Regions from separate parts of the Homo sapiens genome. Here regions 1, 2 and 4 are each linked to region 3. The links are chromatin loops, found by intact Hi-C in ENCODE. Cell type or tissue: Calu3. All regions are shown on one strand. Region 1 has its middle 5.6 kb from the start of CNTN6. Region 2 overlaps CNTN4 (contactin 4). Region 3 overlaps CNTN4 (contactin 4). Region 4 overlaps CNTN4 (contactin 4).

The links. Peaks named below come from ENCODE experiments on the same cell type or tissue, not always from the same donor. Only the 100,000 strongest peaks of a DNase experiment are listed, where the experiment ranks them.
Region 1: a loop joins it to region 3, with 17 times the contacts of the local background. A loop is called at or near these places in 26 of 110 quality-filtered maps.
Region 2: a loop joins it to region 3, with 7 times the contacts of the local background. A loop is called at or near these places in 4 of 110 quality-filtered maps.
Region 4: it touches region 3 in a loop (4-fold over the local background); 3 of 110 quality-filtered maps call a loop at or near these places.

Annotation. Positions count from the first base shown.
Region 1 is chr3:1,084,934-1,089,933 of GRCh38, forward strand. No RefSeq gene overlaps it. Among named protein-coding and RNA genes, the nearest start is that of CNTN6, 5.6 kb to the right of the region's middle. In Calu3, no CTCF peak of the experiment used is centred here; a DNase peak (open chromatin) is centred at 2,548.
Region 2 is chr3:2,763,013-2,768,012 of GRCh38, forward strand. The region is part of intron 6 of CNTN4 (contactin 4); the gene reads left to right. Among named protein-coding and RNA genes, the nearest start is that of CNTN4-AS1, 300 kb to the right of the region's middle. RefSeq lists an enhancer at 2,001-2,553. In Calu3, no CTCF peak of the experiment used is centred here; no DNase peak of the experiment used is centred here.
Region 3 is chr3:3,012,859-3,017,858 of GRCh38, forward strand. All of the region lies in intron 14 of CNTN4 (contactin 4), which reads left to right. Among named protein-coding and RNA genes, the nearest start is that of CNTN4-AS1, 46 kb to the right of the region's middle. In Calu3, no CTCF peak of the experiment used is centred here; DNase peaks (open chromatin) are centred at 1,213 and 2,833.
Region 4 is chr3:2,920,457-2,925,456 of GRCh38, forward strand. All of the region lies in intron 12 of CNTN4 (contactin 4), which reads left to right. Among named protein-coding and RNA genes, the nearest start is that of CNTN4-AS1, 140 kb to the right of the region's middle. RefSeq lists an enhancer at 1,503-1,552. In Calu3, no CTCF peak of the experiment used is centred here; no DNase peak of the experiment used is centred here.

The DNA.
Region 1 (5,000 bases), 1.9 Mb before region 3:
GCTCTGATGTTTACTGAGATCTTTGGATCAACAGGAATAGCTCTGTTCCAAGTACTTTTCATCCTCCATGGATTGCAGTTTAGCCAAAGTGAGTTTTTCTATGGTAATAGCAGAGGTAACAAGAAGGTAAGAAGAAACACAAACGACAATTAAAGCCTAGGCTTATAGCCAGCACGTTGTGACTTCTAGTCACATGTTATTGGTCAAAGCAAGTCACATGTTTAAGCCCCAAATCAAGGGGCAGAGAAGTATACTCCATCTATGATCAGGCAATGGCAAGAGTGTATGTGCAGGGAAAGGTGAGGAATTGAGACTAATAAATCAATCTACCATATGATTATAAAAGAAATATCAGTATATTTCCTGTGAAAGAAAAGCCTATGACGTATTTCTGGTAATGATGCTAGTAGGCCAATAGGTAAATTCTATTTAATGGGAACTAATGACTCTCATGTTTTCTATGTCTAAACATCAAAGAAACACAACACAACAATTTTTACACTTCATAAATTACAAACAAACAAAAATGGAGGAGACAGAAAAGTTATTTAAGAGACTACACTCTTGATGCATAGTAAGATTTTAGAGGGTATGGCTTCTGACCTCTTCATTATGCCTGGGAAATAAGATACAGTAATAATTATTACATGTGGAACATCTCTCAATCTTCAGAGTTGAAAAAAATTAGAGTAGAAGAGGAATAGCATTAATGAAATACATTTATTTTCACTGGGGCCCAAGCAATGTATTCTATAATTTAGAAAGATCACAATGGGCTTTATGGTAAAAAATACCTCTAAAATAATAAGCCTTGCAGAGCAATTGGCACTCATTAAAATTCAGTGTTGGAAGCAGCAGGTGGCAGGCAGTTTCATGGAACAATTTTGCAGTGTCCTTCCAGGGTTGAAGCAAAACAATTCATGTCATAAGATACCAGGTCTTACCCAGTCCCCATTTTAAGTTGCCGTAAGTAACAGTTCCTCTATTTTTATATGAATAGATTCAAGGATCTTAAATTGAATGTATTACAATAGCTTTCTAAAATATACATTTTCCTACCATGTGGTAGAAGGTGAATATATGCATTTCACTTACTATTTTCCCTTTGAAAAGGAATACGTTTCACGGCAAAATGTTGTTACTTGTTTTTCCAGAGGGAAGTGAAATTTGAATATCTGTAAAATTACACATATGTGGTATAAGTGAAAAAAATTGTTTTGGGGGCAAAAGACTAAGGAAATTGTTATCACCCTCCCTTCAATGCACTTTTTCCTGAGGGAAAGTAAACGTTGATATGTGCAGTGGATTTCTCTTCATGACACTCTAATCCCTACCACTCCCTCACCAAAAAGGAAAAGAAAAGGCAAGAGAAAAAAAAATGATTTCCATTTCCTGGGACCATTTAATATTTTCTATTCTTTACCAAAGCACCGTGGAGGTTTGAGACAAATAATTACATTCAGACCATTTTCATGAAAACAAGCAGTTCTTTGAAGAATGTCGGACTTAACTATCTAATTAATTGTTAAATCTTGGCAGTTATAGCCTAAAACGTTACATATTTAAGAGAAACTTTTTACTATACCTTCAACACTAGAAATAACCATAAAATTATAGCACTTATTTTCGCCTTCTATTTGATATACCAATGGACATAGCAGGGGACTCTTGACAAGAGGTTTAGAATACAAATGCTGGGGTTAGGTGGACTTGGATTCACATCCCCGTTTATCTTTTTACCGTTGTGTGATCTTGGCAAAAACCTCAATTGCTAGTCAAAGGTGATAGGAATATCTGCCTCATAGGGTTGTTACCAGGACTAAGTGAGATTTTGGATTTGGTGTCTAGCTCACAGGAAGCACTCAGAAGATTATAGAAGATTATTCATATTTTGGTAATATTAGAAGTGTCTGTGGTGAATAGAAGAAAAGTATGTTATAGAAAATATTTTTTTAAACAATGGTTATTTAGAAAAGTTGTACATACCAATGGGCATAACAAACAAACCAAAGCAATAAATAACACCGAGACAATATTACTCATGTTGGTATATGACAGATCTTTAAAATAATTGTGCATGTTCAATAAATTATTATGTGTTAATCTTTGCTTTTAATTTATTTGGAGAAAAAACTGTCATTACAGGTTTCTTCACAACAAGGCAATTATTTAAGAGCAATAGTCAATAATATTTTCCTGTAGGAGGCAGAAGTAGATCAGGGTTTTGTGGAGCCTGAAGTTTATAGCATTTTGAATGCCCACTTCAAGAGTTGGCAGTGAAGAGCAACCCAAGTATTTCACTGGAAAGTATCAGGAAAAGTACAGACATTGGATTTTTCCCCCTCTTTGGTAAGGAGAGAAGAGGAAATAGCAGCTATAGGAAGAGGCTCCCCTTGGGGCCTTGAGGGATTAAAAAAAAAAAAAAAAAAAAAAAGGCAGTGCTTCCTGGTTCACTGAAGTGGATTTTACTGGCAAAGAAACTTTGCCACAGCATTCCTTCAGAGAAATTCTACTTGTGAGCTTCTGCCTAATGTCGGCGTCCGCCAAGTGATGCAATTCCACTGGAATGTGTGCAACTGAACTGTTGGGATCAATGCCTTTGCAAACCTCAGAAGGAAAACATATATTCAGTACAAATGTTAGCTGCTACACTAAATACAAATGGGACAAGCTACCCTATAAAAAGACAACGCCAATTTTTTTTCAGTCAAGCTGAATGATGTTTATAAGAAAGGCATCTAAAACAGTGAGAAAAAGTGTTAATATTCTAGTATATACAGGAAAACAAAAACCAGAAAGAAAGGAGAAATGCTGAAAATAATTCATGTCAAGGAGATGTAAACATATTTAAAAGGATTCTTAAGATGTTATATAATCATAAAAACAAAATCCACTAGAGATATTTATATATGTAGTGTGTATATGTGTGTGTGTGTTTGTGTGTGTGTGTGTAGCCTTTATCGATGAAACAGTTTAGCAGCAGAATATATAGTACAAAGCTTCTTGAAAGATAATTGCTCCATTTGAAAAATATTTCTGGGAAATATTTAAGATACCGCTCACAGAACTTGACATGTCAAGTAGACAAAATGTGAGAAAGAGTATAGCGATTTGAATAATAAAACAATATTAGTCTAGATTCTTGAGTCAAGCTGCTTAGGTTTTATTCTTCCCCCACTGTCACCCAGTTGGATGTTCTTGGGCAATTTAGTTAAACTTTTTATGTTCCAATTTTCTTGTTGGTTAGATTTTGCAAATAATATCAAACCCATCAGGTTGTTATAAGGATTGAATAAATTGCTAATGCCAATGTAATGCTGAAGACACTACCTGACACATAATTTGAGTTATAGAAGTTGCCTATCAATATGTTCATCATCGTCTTCATCATTGTCCAGAAAAAATATAAATGAATAAAACTAACTCAGATCTATAAGAAACTAAAATGTCTAAACATAAATTGAGATTAGAGAGGTGATTGTTTCACTAAAATCAATAATAATAATAATGTACACAACAATATTTTGGTAGAATGATAGACTTATTGATTTTATTTTTTCAAAGCCTTTAAGAGAATCTACAGTCTGTCATCATTTAATTCATTAAAAATCAACTTTATTGAGGTATACTTTACATGAAATGACATATACCCATTTGTCTAGGTTGATAAGATTTGTCCAATACATATACCCTTGTAATCACTGCCACAATCAAAAACAGAATGTTTTTATTACCCGAAACATTCCCTGTTGCCCATTTGCAATTTATCTCTTTCTCCTTATCCCTAAACAAACATTCTGTTTTCTGTCAGTATAGAATTGCTTTTTTTTTTTTGATATCTTTCTCTTAGCATAATAGCTGTGGAATTAATCCAAGTTGTGAATATCAGTAATTTCTGGCTTTTTATTGCTAACTTGTATTACAATTATGCATTCACCACAATTTGTTTATCCATTAACCTGTTGATGGACATCAGTGTTGTTTCCAACTTTTGGCTGTTATAAAAAAAATTTGCTATAAAATTTCCTTGCAAAAATTTCTGTGGACATATGCTTTCATTTCTTTTGGGTGAATACATAAGAGCGGGGTTTCTCAGTAATATTACTTTAAGAGTGCCAGCTTGTTTTACGAAGTAATTGTAGCACTTTATATTTCTACCAGCAAGGTATGAGTTCCAATTGTCCCACATACTCAAAATCTTTTGGAATTTTCAATGTTTTTATTTTATTTTATTTTATTATTATTATCATTATTATTTTGAGATGGTGCTCACTCTGTTGTCCAGGCTGGTGCACAGTGGCACAAACACGGCTTACCACAGCCTCCATCTCCCGGGCTCAGGTGATGCTCCCACCTTAACCTCCTGACTAGCTAGGACTACAGGCACCTGTCACCACGCCTGGCTAATTTTTTGTATTTGTTGTAGAGATGGGGTTTCACCATGTTGCCCAGGTTGGTCTCAAGCTCCTGGGCTTCAGCTGTCTGCCCACCGTGTCCTCCCAAAATGCTAGCATTACAGCTGTGAGCCACCAGTCCCAGACTGAATTTTCAGTGGTTTTCATTTGAGCCTGTTTGATTAGTGTCTAGTAGCTGTGTCTTGCGGTTTTGATTGGCATTTTTAAAATAATGATGTTGAGCATCATTTTAATGGGCTTAAATGTCATTTGGATATCTTTGCTAAAAATGTTCATTTTTTTTTCATTTTCTAATGGGTTGCTTATTTTTTTGTTATTGAGGTGTAAAAATTTCTTAATGATATATTTCAAAAATCAGTCTTTTTAAATTTAATGAAGTCCAATATTTCTATTTATTCTTTATGTTCTGTGTTTTTATGTGTGTGTATGCACATGAGTTTTAAGAAATCTTTGCTTAATCCTAGGACTCATACATTTTCTTTCAGAAGTTTTTTTTTTTTTCAACTTTTATTTTAAGTTCGGGGTACATGTGCAGGATACGCAGGTTTTACGTAGGTAAACGAGTGCCATGGTGGTTTACTGCAC
Region 2 (5,000 bases), 250 kb before region 3:
CTCTCCACAAGCTCCGCCTCCCGGGTTCATGCCATTCTCCCGCCTCAGCCTCCCAAGTAGCTAGGACTACAGGCACGTGCCACCACGCCCAGCTAATTTTGTTTTTGTATTTTTAGTAGAGACGGGGTTTCACCATGTTAGCCAGGATGGTTTCGATCTCCTGACCTCGTGATCCGCCCACCTCGGCCTCCCAAAGTGCTGGGATTACAGGCGTAAGCCACCACACGCAGCTGATGTTGAGCTTTTTTATATGACTGTTGGCTGCATGTATGTCTTCATTTGAAAAGTGTCTATTCATGTCTTTTGCCCACTTTTTAAAGTGGTGGTTTTTTCTTGTAAATTTAAGTTCCTTATAGATGCTAGATATTAGACCTTAATCAGATACATAGTTTGCGAAGACTTTCTCCCATTCTGTGTGTTGTCTCTTTACTCTGTTGATAGTTTCTTTTGCTGTGCAGAAGATCTTCAGTTTAATTAAATCCCATTTGTCAATTTTTGCTTTAGTTGCAATTGCTTTTGTTGTCTTTGTAATGAAATCTTTGCCCGTGCCTATGTCCTGAATGGTATTGCCCAGGTGTTGTCTTCCAGAATTTTTATAGTTTTGGGTTTTATGTTTAAGTCTTTTATCCTTCAGTTAATTTTTGTGTATGGTATAAGAAAGGGGTCCACTTTCAATATTCTGCATATGGCTAGCCAGTTATCCCGGCACCATTTATTGAATAAGGAATCCTTTCCCCGTTGTTTGGTTTTGTCAGGTTTGTTGAAGGTGAGATCGTTGCAGGTGTGCAGTCTTATTTCTGGGTTCTCTATTCTGTTCCATTGGTCTGTGTGTCTGTTTTTGTACCAATACCATGCTGTTTTGGTTACTGTGTCCCTATAGTATAGTTTGAAGTTGGGTAGCATGATGCCTCCAGCTTTGTTATTTTGCTTAGGATTGCCTTGGCTATTCGGGCTTTTTTTTTTTGTTCCATATGAATTTTAAAATAGTATTTTAGATGTTTAAGGAGAGGTATAAAGTGGAGGGATACAAAAAAAAGAGCAAGACATTTCAAGTGAGGAGAAAACATAGACTGTAGCATTCATCCATTCAGATATTTTTCTGAGTGCCTACTCTGTGCTGGGCAGATAAACAAAGCCAGACCCAGTCCCTCATCTTAACTAGTTCATGTTCTAGTATGGAAGGAAAATGTTCATCAAGTAATCACACTAGAAATATGTGATCACCAATTGAGACAAATGCTAAGAAAATGGTAGTGGTTCTATAATGTTTGTGACAAAGGAAATTAACATAGAGAGCATTAAGAAAAACTTCACTAAGAAAATGATTGTAACTGAGATCTGAAGGATCAGTAAGGATTAAAAAGGAAATGTTTTCTAGACAGAAAATACAGAATGTACAAAGGTGCTGTGGTGGCATAGAGCATGGTATTTTCAAGGGATTCGAAGAAGACCTGCCTGTGTGGCTGGAGGGCACAGAGCAAGGCTGAATGCAGCAGAGCAGAAAGTGGTGGGAGGGAGGAAGAAAAGGGAAGAGAGTTTGTCCTGCATTTTAGCTCAAGATTTACTGAGGCCACTATGCTTAAGCGTGTCACTTTACTGACTTAAGATTAGGAAAATTCTCATATGGTCCCATTAAGCATGCTCAGTGTCTTGAAGTCTACATGGTATGCAAGACAGTAGCTTTCTGTAAGTCTAATCATCAGTTCACACATCGTCAACCATCCACCTGTAACAATAACAGGAGCTAACACTTCTCACTTGCTTTGCATGTACCAGCCATTAAATTAGGAATTCTCTTTTTTAATACTTACCTCAACACTAGACACCTGTACTCTTGATGTTCCCATTTTACGAAGGAGAGAACTCAGACATAAAAAAATTAAATAACTTGCCAAACTTCACACAGCTGGGAAGTTGAAGGGCTAGGGTATGATTCCAGGTAATTTGACTTCAGTACTTGAATTATTAATCACCACACTATACTGGCTTTCTGATATTTTTACTATGGTGAAAATGCATTTCCGTCAGAGGGAATAATTTGTTTGAGAAACTCAAAACTGAGTTTAGAATTTGATGGTAATAAAATACCCAGACTCAATTTCTAAATGCCGTACTGTCAACTAAACTCCACTTGCATCCATAGGTGAAAAGGTGAAGCCGTGTTTTGTTCTTTTGCCAGTAAGTGGCAGTGCTGAGTGTAGTACAAAGAGATAGAGGATAGGGTTTCAATATCACCACTCGTACTTGTCGTCACTGAGTTTCTGCACGGAGATGAAAGGATGAGATTGAAGATGCTAACGAAGTCAGGAAAAGCCCACTTAACCGACAGTGCTAGAGAATGGAGCTCAAGTAATGCTGATAGTGCTTTTTTTCCGGGTTAAGAAGACATTTCTCCTGGCTCCCCTTCCTAGAGTATGTCTCACATAGTTATTTTAAGAATTAGAAAACATATGTGAAGTACCTGGTCTGTAGTAAAAAGGGAAACTATTTGTTTTCCTGGGATTAGACAGCTAATCAAATACTGCTCTACTAGCCTGCTGTGTATTTTTAATTTTGCTTAATAATTTTAAATTATTAATCATCAATTAAATATGGGATAGCTATAATTAGATATTTTATATGCCTTAGAGTTTTTAATACCTGTGAATAGCTGCACATATAAGTTCCTCTGTCGTCTTTGTTTCTAGTTATAAAACAGGTGCCCTCAGAGAGCATCCTACAGATTGATAAAGCAAGTGCCACCTGGAGAAACCTAATTCCTTATTCAAGAAATCTTCATATGCCAAGAAATACATAGCAAGTAATAACCTAAAACTGATCAAAATAAATATTTAGTGACTGTTTCTTCAATGATGACACTGTACCCACACACACAGAAACTAACATTGTTGGTGCTGGAAAGGACAAATCACCAGCTTTGAAAATGTATCATGAACTTAGGGATTTGGGCAGTGGGAGAGGAACAGCCTTCCAGAATTTGATCAGCTGTCTATAGCATTTCCAAATGAATCCTACTTTATGATGGCCCTTGAGAAGGCATCCCTCATCACCACTCTTTCCAAATCAGAGTTAAAGCCCAGAGTCACAATAGGGCTTCCTTTGGGGGTTTGGTTCAAAATTTAAATATCACCTGTCTCTGCCACTCTGGTTAATGTGGCCTTCTTCAGTGACTGCCTCTCTCAATGCCCTGTGGATTTCCTTCACCTTTCTCCTGATCGCATCTATAATTTTATCTATAAGTCTACCTTTTGCTTTGTCAGTCCCACTAGAAACTCCACCAGTGCTTCACACACAGTGTTAGATACATTTTTTAGATAATCAGGCTAGTCCAAATGACCATCAGTTAGTGAGTGGATAAAGAACTGTGGTATACATATATATGATGGAATACCACTCAACCATAAAAAGAGAATGAGTTAGTGGCATTCGCAGCAACCTGGATGAGATTGGAGACGATTATTCTAAGTGAAGTCACTCAGGAATGGAAAACCAAACATCGTATATTTTCACTCATAAGTGGGAGCTAAGCTATGAGGACGCAAAGGCATAAGAATGATACAATGGAATTTTGGGACGCGGCGGGGAAAGGTGGGAAGAGGATGAGGGATAAAAGGCTACAAATTGGGTTCAGCGTATACTGCTTGGGTCATGGGTGCACCAAAATCTGACAGATCACCAGTAAAGAACTTACTCATGTAACCAAATACCCCCTGTTCCCCCAAATCCTATGGAAATAAAAAATTAAAAATTCAGGAGATGCAATAGTAGCAGAGCACAACGAAATAACAGAATTAAGGACACATTCGCCATATGTCTCTTTTATATTGAGAACACAGCAATATTAATGACCAGATGATGACCTTCAACCTAAACTGGAAGTTGTGTGACAAAGTCCATGTTGGTTTGGAAGCTAAAGGTGGAAAGTGAGATTAAATACTATAGGGCATGGAATGGTAGTGACCTGCAACTTGGAGCTGATGTAAGGACTTGATAAGTCAAAGCTCACTAGGATGCAATACTAGAAAAAATGGTCTTGGTGTATCACATGGATTAAGTGAGATTAAAAGTAGTTTTTTTATTAGATCTCAAAAAAAATATACCAGGCTAATAAGTCATTCCATGTAAAAGCGAGGGTGACAAAGAGAAGCTGGTAAGAAAGGCAACCTTGAAAGTCTTCACACTTTAGAGCTAAACATGCAAAATATATTCAGAGACAAGATGAATGTGCTTTCCTTTTGGAAGTGATATTGATCTGGGGAGAGGGGGAGGGTGATCTTCCAAAGACTTTATTTCTTTTGTTATCAAGTGATTGGTGTGAGTGCACCCTTTTGATCAGAGGTATGTAGACATGCTTGAGTAACAGCTCTCTCTCTCCTCTTATTGAACTGCTTTTTGTGATTGATTTTTAAAATAAACGAATTGTTTGCTTCAGCTAATCAGGGACTAGTTAGTGTATCCTGAAAAAGGAAGTTTATATAAGTGCTCTTTATTACCTTTACTGAGTGAGTGGGCTTTTTTGTTTTTGTTTTTGTTTTTGTTTTTTAAATTTTCAGTTAGTTGCCCCATTGACAGACAATAGAGATAACAGTGAGTCCATGGAATACCTCATGGTGGAAAATGCACAGCCGATTAGAAAAATGTTCTACTTGAGCGTACCAAACTAATCCCAAACAGTGAATTCTGATCCCCTTTCTGTCTCAGATTTTCTCTATGATCACGTCTTACGATAATAAGAAGCAAAGTCTCTAATGGAAGTTCATCAGTGGCAACAACTGTGGCTAACCTGACAACCCAGCACCTAGTACAGTGCTCACAGGCAGCTGGTGTTCAATAAAAGCTTCTTACATAGCTCACCTTCTCAGTATTTTTGTGTTTTTTTCCTTTAAGTGGTTAGAAGGCAGAATTTAAAATATTGTCACATAGCAGTGGGCGTGTAAGGTCATCTGCTGTTTGCCAACCAAATGGTGAGGCTAGAAAACATTTGCATATAAATGTTACAT
Region 3 (5,000 bases):
TCAGGAAGCTGAGGCGAGAGAATTGCTTGAAACTGGGAGGCAGAAGTTGCTGTGAGCCGAGACTGTGCCGTTGCACTCCAGCCCGGGCAACAAGAGCGAAATTCCATCTAAAAAATAAAAAAATAAAAAAAACCCTTTGTATTAATTCACCTTAGAACATCACCCTCTTCTTACTCTCGAAATAAGTGTCTCTTTTTCCTTTCTTCCCCGTGCAAATCTTTGGCATCAATAGTAATGGTAATAATAGTATCTCATACTCTGTAGCTCTTTATGTTTTATGAAGCATGTTAAAATCCATTAACTCATTTTGAATTTCATAGTCATCCTGGGATGCCAAATACCATCTCCTCCAAATTATAGATAAGAAAACTACAGCTCAGAGACGTCGAATGACTTGCTGGTGGTTTCATGCCTAATCAGTGCTGTATGGCCAAACCTAGAAACTAGGCTTTTAGACACTAAATTGAGTGTTTTATATATTTCATCATGATGACATGTTTAGCAAAAGCTAGGTTAGTATCAGAGAGTCAGTAAGAGAAAGTCCTTTACTCCCTGAGAAGACATCCAGCAACTATTTCTGAGATGAGCTCTAGACCTGGGCTGATTTCCAGTGAACGGAGTCCTGCTTATTACTGGTGCTCCAGCATTGTTTGGGAGCTCCTGCCATGGGAAAATAGCAGGGTATCCTATTGACCGCCAGGGTGCCCAAGTGAACATTGCATCCTGCATGAAAAGTGCCCTCCGGGATTGTAAAAAGTGTCAGGTCCTGTTATGGTAACTAAATGCAAGATAACCTTTCTGTGGAAAGCAAGCATATGATGGATAAGAAATGATTTTGTAAACTATGGAATGATCTACAAATGCAAAATACCATATGCCTTGTACATCTTGCCTGCTTGAGTAAATGAATGATTTTTCTTATGTATCTCTCTGTGAATATTGGTTTATTCGATGCTGCAGCAGTTTGCAAACTCTGTTCACTCTTGCACTGCAGCCCAGAGACACACCCTAGGGAGTTGGCATGTGTCATACAAATAATGTGTACCTATTTGTTATAACCTAGGCTTGGGTCTTGCCTCACTATCTTTCCTACCAATACTGAGCTATTAGATTCTAATGGATAATCTAGGAAGTGAATACATTCCTGTAAACTTTAACAAATTTTATTGAGGAACAGACATTTAAATGTACACACACACACACACACACACACACACACACACACACACCCCTAGGGGTTTTGTTTGTTTTAATTCAAGAAACTAACACGTTTGTGGAATGAGGAAGTCATTAATGTTTTTTGACTAACCAAGACCTAGCCAAAAATCTATTTCTCTTTCTGCCCTTAATCTCTTTCTGAAGTATCCTGCCAATTTTTAATGCTGACCGTTTCTCAATACTTTCAGTCTGTAGTAGTACTAGAGTGCTTCACTTATCACTGTGGCAAAACCTACTTGTCATTTTAGAGAACAGTAAATGTGGATTTGGAAAATGTGGGACTTTGGGTCACGTCAGAACTCTGACTTAAATTTCAGGCACCCTTTAGTTGGAAGTGGCAAGATACAGCTTATCTGCAAATGACTGTAATTACAAAGATAGAGCTTGCCCAACAAAGGGTTTCTATTTTAATATCATAAAAACCAAAAGGTGGAATGGTGCTCCACAAAAGACTGCCTTTTCACTTTCTAAAAATTCTTTTCTGGCTCTGTGTACTCCACTTGGTGTGAATGTCATTTATTAGCATGTGATGTCTTTGTGGAGTAGAGGATTCTGCCGCTCTCTGCTTGTCTGTCTTGCTCTGTTTCTCTGCATTTTCATCTCCTTTTCCTTGTCTCTTGGCTTTAACATTCTTTCCACCTCCATTACCCTTTATATTAGATTAGATCTAACTTTTAAATTATTTGATGTATCTTTAAATTTTGTGTTCCCTGTACCTAATTTAAAAGACATGAAAAGTTGTAAACATCTCTCTGAAAATAAACTAAATTAAGTTGCTTTATACTTGCGTGACCCTCGATTGGTTTTTTTTTTTTTTTTTTCTCTTTGGGTCAGCAACTCTCAATAGAAAAGTTTCCTTATCTCTAGTGTGGAAGATTGGACTAAATGTCCAGTGACCTTCAAACCTGCTCCAGAGAGTAGTTCTTCCTTACAAGAGTGAGTTTTCCAATGATTTGCCTCTTTCTCTCCAAAATGAAAAACAGTAACAAAGTCTTAATTCAGGGCTCTTCAGATTTTCATTCTCCCTCCTTTAAATTTCACTGAATGTGTATATAGGTCTCACTATGAAGCAAGCAATGCAGCAGGAAGAAGAGTCTCTTTTAGTTAAACTCATAATGCCTTACCTAGCTGCACACAAAGGGGGCATTTCAACAATTGCAGGGGACCTAATATCTATTAATAGTTGCCCATTCTGAAGGGTTTCAGGAAAAAGTTCACTTAGAATTACAGACAAGTCCTCAAACAAGCTAGTCAGTGGTGGACCAGACTGTTGGGGGTGGGGGAGGGAGGATTGTTTAAGGTTTTGTTTTGCAGAAAGCTTCATCAATCAATCCTATCTACATCAAATAAAGAGAGGGTAGCTAATATTGTCTACCAAGATATTAATACCTTCTATTTTAAGCTTCATATGCTCCTCGGTGACCTCATCTCAAATCTATAAGCAAACAAAGAAGTACTGCTTTAGAATATGCGAATTATTGCTTCTTTCCCAAGATGCAGTCCTTAAACAGAGGAATCTGAAAACATGTAGAAAATTGCTGACAGGAGCAGGTTAAACAGAAAAAGAGGGACACTCTCCTTCTGCTGAGGTTTCAGCACCATCTACTGTCCAGAATATTAATCCTTCCCCACATTGCACTGTGTGTGAATGGCACTTGGTTTTTCTTTTGCATGTAATCACAATGGAAGGCATTGTCTTTGGAATTCATTGTCCTTGCCTCAAGGTGTACATTTCCTTTCTTTTATAGTTTAAGTAAATATTCGCTTACTTTTTATCAGTAGATGCAGCCCGATGCCCAGCAGATGCAATCACACATTCCTTTAATCAGCAAAGATCTTATTATGCCATTCTTACACATTGACTATGATGAAATTTACTGTATTTCACTGATACTAATGGGATTTTGGGGGGACTCTTTTGCTCAGTGAGTCATAAGGGAGAGTTACTTATGTGCAGTCACTGAAATAAACAGAAAACATTCTAATTATTATTTGATGAAAATGTTTCTCCGTGGGTAAAAGATATCTGTGGTTCCCATTTATGATTCTTTTTTATCTTCCATCACAGTCAAAGGCACGCCATAGAGTGATTTTAATTATACCTTGACTCGAAGATACAATGTATTTAATTTGTCATTGACAGTAGTCTTTTCCTAGTCCTTTCAGATTGTCATTTCTTTTGAATCGTAAAGAAAGCTTCAAAAAGAAAATGTGAGAGGGCAAATTTAACATATACCCCCCTTCCCTCTTCTGTTATTACTTGCTATTTTGCTTGAGGAAGTATTCTTATTCATAGTGGGAAGCTTAGGCACCTGCAGAAAATTCTTTGCATTTAGAAAGACTTCCCAGATGAGAAACCCTGCTACTGAAGCATGGCACAAATCCAGACCCCGGAGGTTTGCTTTCCCTGGTCATGGGTAAAAATAAAAACAAACAAGTTGACGGTGAATGACTTTAAGACAGATTATATCTTGCTTATTAAAAACAAAGAAACAAAAACCTCCTTATTAATCGTTGTGACCAAGTTAGAGACTTGGGAGGCAACCAAGAGCATTCGAGCATCATTAGAACCGTCTTCATAATTAAATAGGTGCTTTATGCTACACATTTTGACCAGGCAGATCTAATAACTTTGATTACCACCTGACTGATTGTTTCCCAAGTACCTATACTTGGCCACCCTCAATTGGCTTGTGCATAGTAGTTTCCATTTGTGGCAGTCAAGCTTATTAAACAGCTCTGCTTTGCGATTTTCCCCCAGTCCTTGAAAATAGATCAGTAAGCATTCCACTCAGGGGCGATTTGTAAATTGCTTTACACAAGGCTCCAGTTTGTGCTCACGCCGACTGGGGTCAAAATTTGCCTTGTGTTTTCTTCTGATGTCATTTGTCAAGTTGCACACGTTGTTCCGAGAACCAGGTCACAATACTATGTGGCTGTGCCTCTCGGTATGAATCGATGAAAAACCTTGACTTGTGAACGTGCCCTATGCTACTTCTGTGTTTTCTTCTGCCACCTAAAAGGGCAGACTTCCTTGTCTTCAGCCAAAATACACTTATTGTTCTTTTTCCAATTGGTTCCTCTTCCCTTCTTCTTAAAGCAAAGTCACATTTTAATTATGTTAACAAAAAGAGAGGTAAGATAAATAGGGGTGCTATTGAGAGAACTAGCCTATGTTTTAAAACTGTAAAAATTCTCAATTCACAGACATAATTCCTCAATGGAAAACAAATCTTAGAGAAAAGTAAATGTGTCTAAAAGAGATCAAATGTGTAAAGGATTTTCCAAAGAGCAAAATTATAAGCAAAGTAGACACTTAGGAACAAACTACATATATAGATGTCTGATATTATGTGAGTGATGATAACCTGAACAGATTTTATTTCATCAGGATATTTCGGCAGTTAAAGCTTACCCCTAAAATCAGGACTTGGAGCTGAGCTCCCTTCCAGGAACCTGGGGCAGACAAAAAAAATTCTACCCAGATTTGAGACCTTTAAAGGACATTTACCTGTGGCCAGAATGGGCAGCAAGGCCACCCCCCAAAAAGAGTCAGACCTGTACAGTATTGGGTGCAATGTCCTTTATTTTGCTATGCCGTGAAGTGCAAACTGCACATTTTTCACATAACCTGATACAGGCCTTTACAGCCACACAACAGGGAGAAGTGGGTGCTCACGAGGAAGAAAAAACTTCGCTTATAAGATGAACTCCCAAACCAAAATTACAAAGACCTTGAGGAAGTCTGCCACCATAAGAGACAATCAGCAAATAGAACAAAT
Region 4 (5,000 bases), 92 kb before region 3:
GTATTTAACTGTATCTACATAAGATGTAACCATTGGGGGAGACGGGGTGAAGGATGCACAGGACCTTTCTGTATTATATTTGGTACTTTCTGTGGGTCTATAATTATTTCAAAATAAACATTTTCTGTTTTCAAACAATGATGTGTTTCTCGGACTCTAAGAAAATTTTCAGCAGAAGAAAAGTCCGTGATAATGGTGACTGGGGTAGTGCAGTAGTGGAAATAGCAGTGGAGAGGGGACGTATGAAGTTCTTAATCTGGATCAAATACTGTGCTAAGTACTTTATGTTCAATACATGTATTATTTTATTTAATCCTCAAAATAATCTCATGATTGTAAAATTCTTTTGTTTCATAATAACGCCCAAAGGAATAGGAGTTTTTAAACCCAAGAGCTGCCCGTGGAAGAAGCATTATTAGAGCCATCAGGAAACAGGGCATTCAGTGAATTAGACCGAAACAATAGAAGGATGGATATTAGGAACACTAGAAGGGGCACATCATGCTAACATCAAAATGGAAAAATCATCTACTTCAGAGTTGTGTTGAGAGTCTCCTTGTGAATATCATTCATAATAAGAGAGCACTGACTTGTTTTTTAAAAGACAGGGTCTCACCGTCACCAAAGCTGCAGTGTAGTGGTGTGAGCCTAGCTCACTGCAGCCTTGAACTCCTGAGTTCAAGTGATCTTCTCACCTCAGCTTTCCAAGAAGCAAGGGCTACAGGCATTCACCACTACACCTGGCTAATGTTTTATTTTTTATAGAGACTGAGTCTCACTGTGTCACCGAGGCTGGTCTTGAACTCCTGGTTTCGAGTGATCCTCCCGCCTTGGCCTCCCAAAGTGCTGGGATTACAGGCGTGAGCCAACACACCTGACCTCAGAGAAGGCTGATTTTTGAATCAGCCATTCTAAAACAGTGGACCTAGAAAGAAGAAATCTTCTACCAGTAGCCTTCTTTCTAGATAGCAATCCAACAGGCCAAAAGAAATTTGGGGTCTCATAATCTGATACCAATATTTTCTCCTCAGTAGTGAAAAGATTTGAATTAATGCATTTACTCTAAGCTTGTTTTTAGGGAATGATGAGGTAATAGTTAAAGAAAGTAGACAACGGTTAAAGTAATAAGAAATGCTGAACTTCCAAAAAAGCTGGCCTTAATATTCTCCATCAACTGGCAGTGTTCCCAGTGATGCTTCTATCACAGACTGTGATAGAACTGGCATTACACAATAATCCTTTCTTCTTCAATAATGTAGTAAGACATCACATCCATATATTTCCCAAATAGGACTGCCACTGCATATCTAGTTAAGGAGCTATCATTCTACTGTTTCTCTTGAGAAATGACACTAAAGCAAAAAACTTTTAAGTTTTTGAGGGGTTCTATTGGCCACTTAAAATACCCTTGATATATGACCAAAATTCATTTAACTAACTAAAAACAAATAGTTGTGAATTACATAGAGGGCTTCTCTCAGCCAGATGCTTCTCATAGATAATCTAATAAAGATCATTGAAAAATAATAAAAAGTTGCATTTCTCACATGGAGGAGGACCCATAATACAGTTCATTCTAATACTGAGGGAGTGGTGCCCTCTAGCAGTGCATGTGAGAAATATTATCATTTAAGTATATTAAATACAGCAAATAAGGAGCTCCCAGTATCTCAGCTACTCTCAGACATAAGGGGCAATTTGACAGTTCTGAGCTACTAGAAACTACTGAAGTTTCACTTCCATGTGCACTAATTTTTTAAGTGCCAGCGAAGGTTAGATTCTAATAGTGCCCTTCTGGGGATTTACCAATAACTTTTAAAACCTCATTACCTGTGAATGTCAAATAGAACAGGTCCCTTTCACTTTTCCTTCAAACCTCCCCTAGGTCAGTGTTTGAGGATGAGAATAAAGGGTACAAATAGGAAAAAGGATCATCCTACAAGCTGAACAGCATCTCTGGTGCAAAAGATGCTCACAAAATGGGAGAATGTTAAGAAATCCATTAATAGCTCAAGTATTCAAAAACTGATGGAGTTCTGACAATTTTCCCTTAAAAGTACCACAGTTTATGGTTACAACTGATAAATTTGCAGGGTTAGATAACTTCAGAAGCTAATTAAGTAAATTGAGTTAACAAAAGAAAAGAACTTGATTTTTTTTTTTTTTTTTTTTTTGAGACGGAGTCTAGCTCTGTCCCCCAGGCTGGAGTGCAGTGGCACGATCTTGGCTCACTGCAATCTCCACCTCCCAGGTTAAAGCGCTTCTTATGCCTCAGCCTCCCCAGTAGTTGGATTACAGAGGTGCAACACCACGCCCAGCTAATTTTGTATTTTTAGTAGAGACGGGGTTTTGCCATGTTGGCCAGGCTGGTCTCGAACTCCTGGCCTCATGTGATCTGCCCACCTCAGCCTCCCAAAGTGCTGGGATTACAGACATGAGCCATCATGCCCGGCCTTGAATTTTTAATTCCATTTTAATTAGTGAAAGATGTTCCAGCCAGTCTTATCTCGATAAGATATCCAAAAGATTATATGCACACCAATAGTACATTACAAATGCTTTTGAAACTGAAAGGTGTGTTTTCTGGTTTCTGTGTGTCTGATATGCTATTTCAAATCCTGTAAAAGCAAAATGTAGTTTTTTGACAAATATGCCCATGTGTTGTGCACAGTTTGATTTATGTAAACTCATTTCAAATGCTACTGCAGAATTTCTCCTGAATGGATGAAAAATGTCCGCCTAAAGTGATAAAATTATATGTGTAGAAAGATACAGTTTTAAGAAGGGATTTTTATATGATACAGATTTGTAACTCTATTTCACAAAATATCATTTAAAAAAAAACTTCAAGAATACCTGACTTTTTTTTTTTACATTTTTCTGTCAGTTCAGGGGTTTGCATTGAGTTTGCTCTGCTGAAACACTTTTCTGTGACTTAGCTTATATGGGATTGGTAAGTAGGGGAATGATGTCAGTATAACATAGACCCTGGATTTGTTCAGGTATTTTACTAAGTAGCAGCAACCAAACACAAAGCCTACGAACACAGATTAACACAGCTAGCCAAGGGAAAATACCTACTGCACATGATTCCCATTCATGCCACATTCTTCCTGTTGGTGCAGTGTGGCCACGTACTCCAACATGGGAGTGCTTATTGCGTAATTCTCAATCTTTCTGCAATTTGCACTTATTTCATAGCTTAGCAATCTCAACTCTTCCTTCTTTCTTCCATCAAGCTACCTTCTCATGCATGTGCACACACACATACACTGTATTTTTTGTAGTAGTTATTATGAATTTAACTTATCTTTTTAATCATGTTTATATTTAATTATGTTTGATAATTACTAGGATGGTTATTGTTTTTGTAGTGTTCTCGTTACATAAATATTGAGTAGGTGTCCTGACCCTATCTTTTTCATAAACCCTACAATTTTTATTGCATGATTTTGCAGACCATAGAAGAAATGCGTTTATCTCATTAAAGCAAAAACATCTGTACATCTGTACTTGCACTCTACTTATTAATTGCACTTATTATCATTGAATTACTCCCAGAATTATAGACTTCCCTCATAAATCTGAGGTAAACAGATTGAGATATCAATTGCCTACTAGATTCATTTTTAAAATTTTACCTTCGCATGAGAATACCAGCCCCAGGTGTACATTGCATGGCCCTATTAAAAAGTGACCTCTCCATCTTTATTTGTTTCTAGGCAGTTACCGAAAGTATTTCCACAACAAAAGAATGTAATCAAGATTTGACTTGCTTCCACTGAAGCTTACTTTCATTTTTAAACATCATTAGCCTATGATTTAGGAACTTTTAAGAAATTGGCCCCCATTACCCCCCAAGCCCCCGCATTCACATAACACACACCTCAAGTTCTCCTTTAAGTAATTTGTGATTTATATTTCAATTTTACATTCAACATGGTCTTAAATATTAAATTCCACCAGGTCAAACTGCAATGAGTCAGGCTTTTAAAATATGATAAAATTAAGATTCCAAGAAATGAATCCTTCCATTCCAAAATCTCTTCTTGCACATTAATTCAATTAACTCAGAAGAAAATAGATATTTTCCAGGAAAAATGTCTTTTATTTTACTTTTGTGCGAATACAAATATGTATCTTTTGTTTTAGGAAAGAAATAATTCTCTGATAGTATTTCCATAGGACTATGTTACTGGTGTTAGCATGAGTGAATTTTTTAGAACGCTAGTGGTGAGCATATAATAGAGCTATCTCAACACCTACACTCCAAGAACAAGTCACAGCTTCTCCTAAATGAGCCAAGCATTGCATTGGGCACTTGCAGTGAAAAGCTAAACAAAACCCTGTGTTTAAGAAGCTTACGGAGAGTGACAATAGAGACAGTTCAGCATGTTCTCTAATAGAGATATATATGAAGAGTGCTATGGGACAAAGCAGAGGTGGCGACCATATCAGAGAGCAAATGCTTTAACCTACACAATTAAAAAAAAAAATCTTATGGCGTTCCTAATTTTGTTTCTTTCCCTTTCAATTTTCTGAAATTTTAAAATGTTTGTTCACTTGAACATACAATAAATTTTCTTTAAAAGAGTCCCTCAACAGGGAGATGAGAATATTCTGTGTCTTGATCTTCATGGTGGTGTATACCAAATTCACCAAACTGTACACACACAAATGTACCTTTTACCAAATGCAAATTATACCTCAAAGTTTACTAAATCCATCAAAACATACAGTGCTACATACTTTAAAAAAATTAGCTTCCTCCCTTTGATGACCAAGGTAGCAATAAGTGTATTAGAGAAAGAAAAAGATGCTGGGTGTGGTGGCTCATGCCTGTAATCCCCGCACTTTGGGAGGCTGAGGCGGGCGGATCACGAGGTCAAGAGCTCGAGACCATCCTGGCCAACATGGTGAAACGCCATCACTACTAAAATACAAAAATTACCTGGGCGTGGTCATGCGTGCCTGTAGTCCCAGCTACTAGGGAGGCTGAG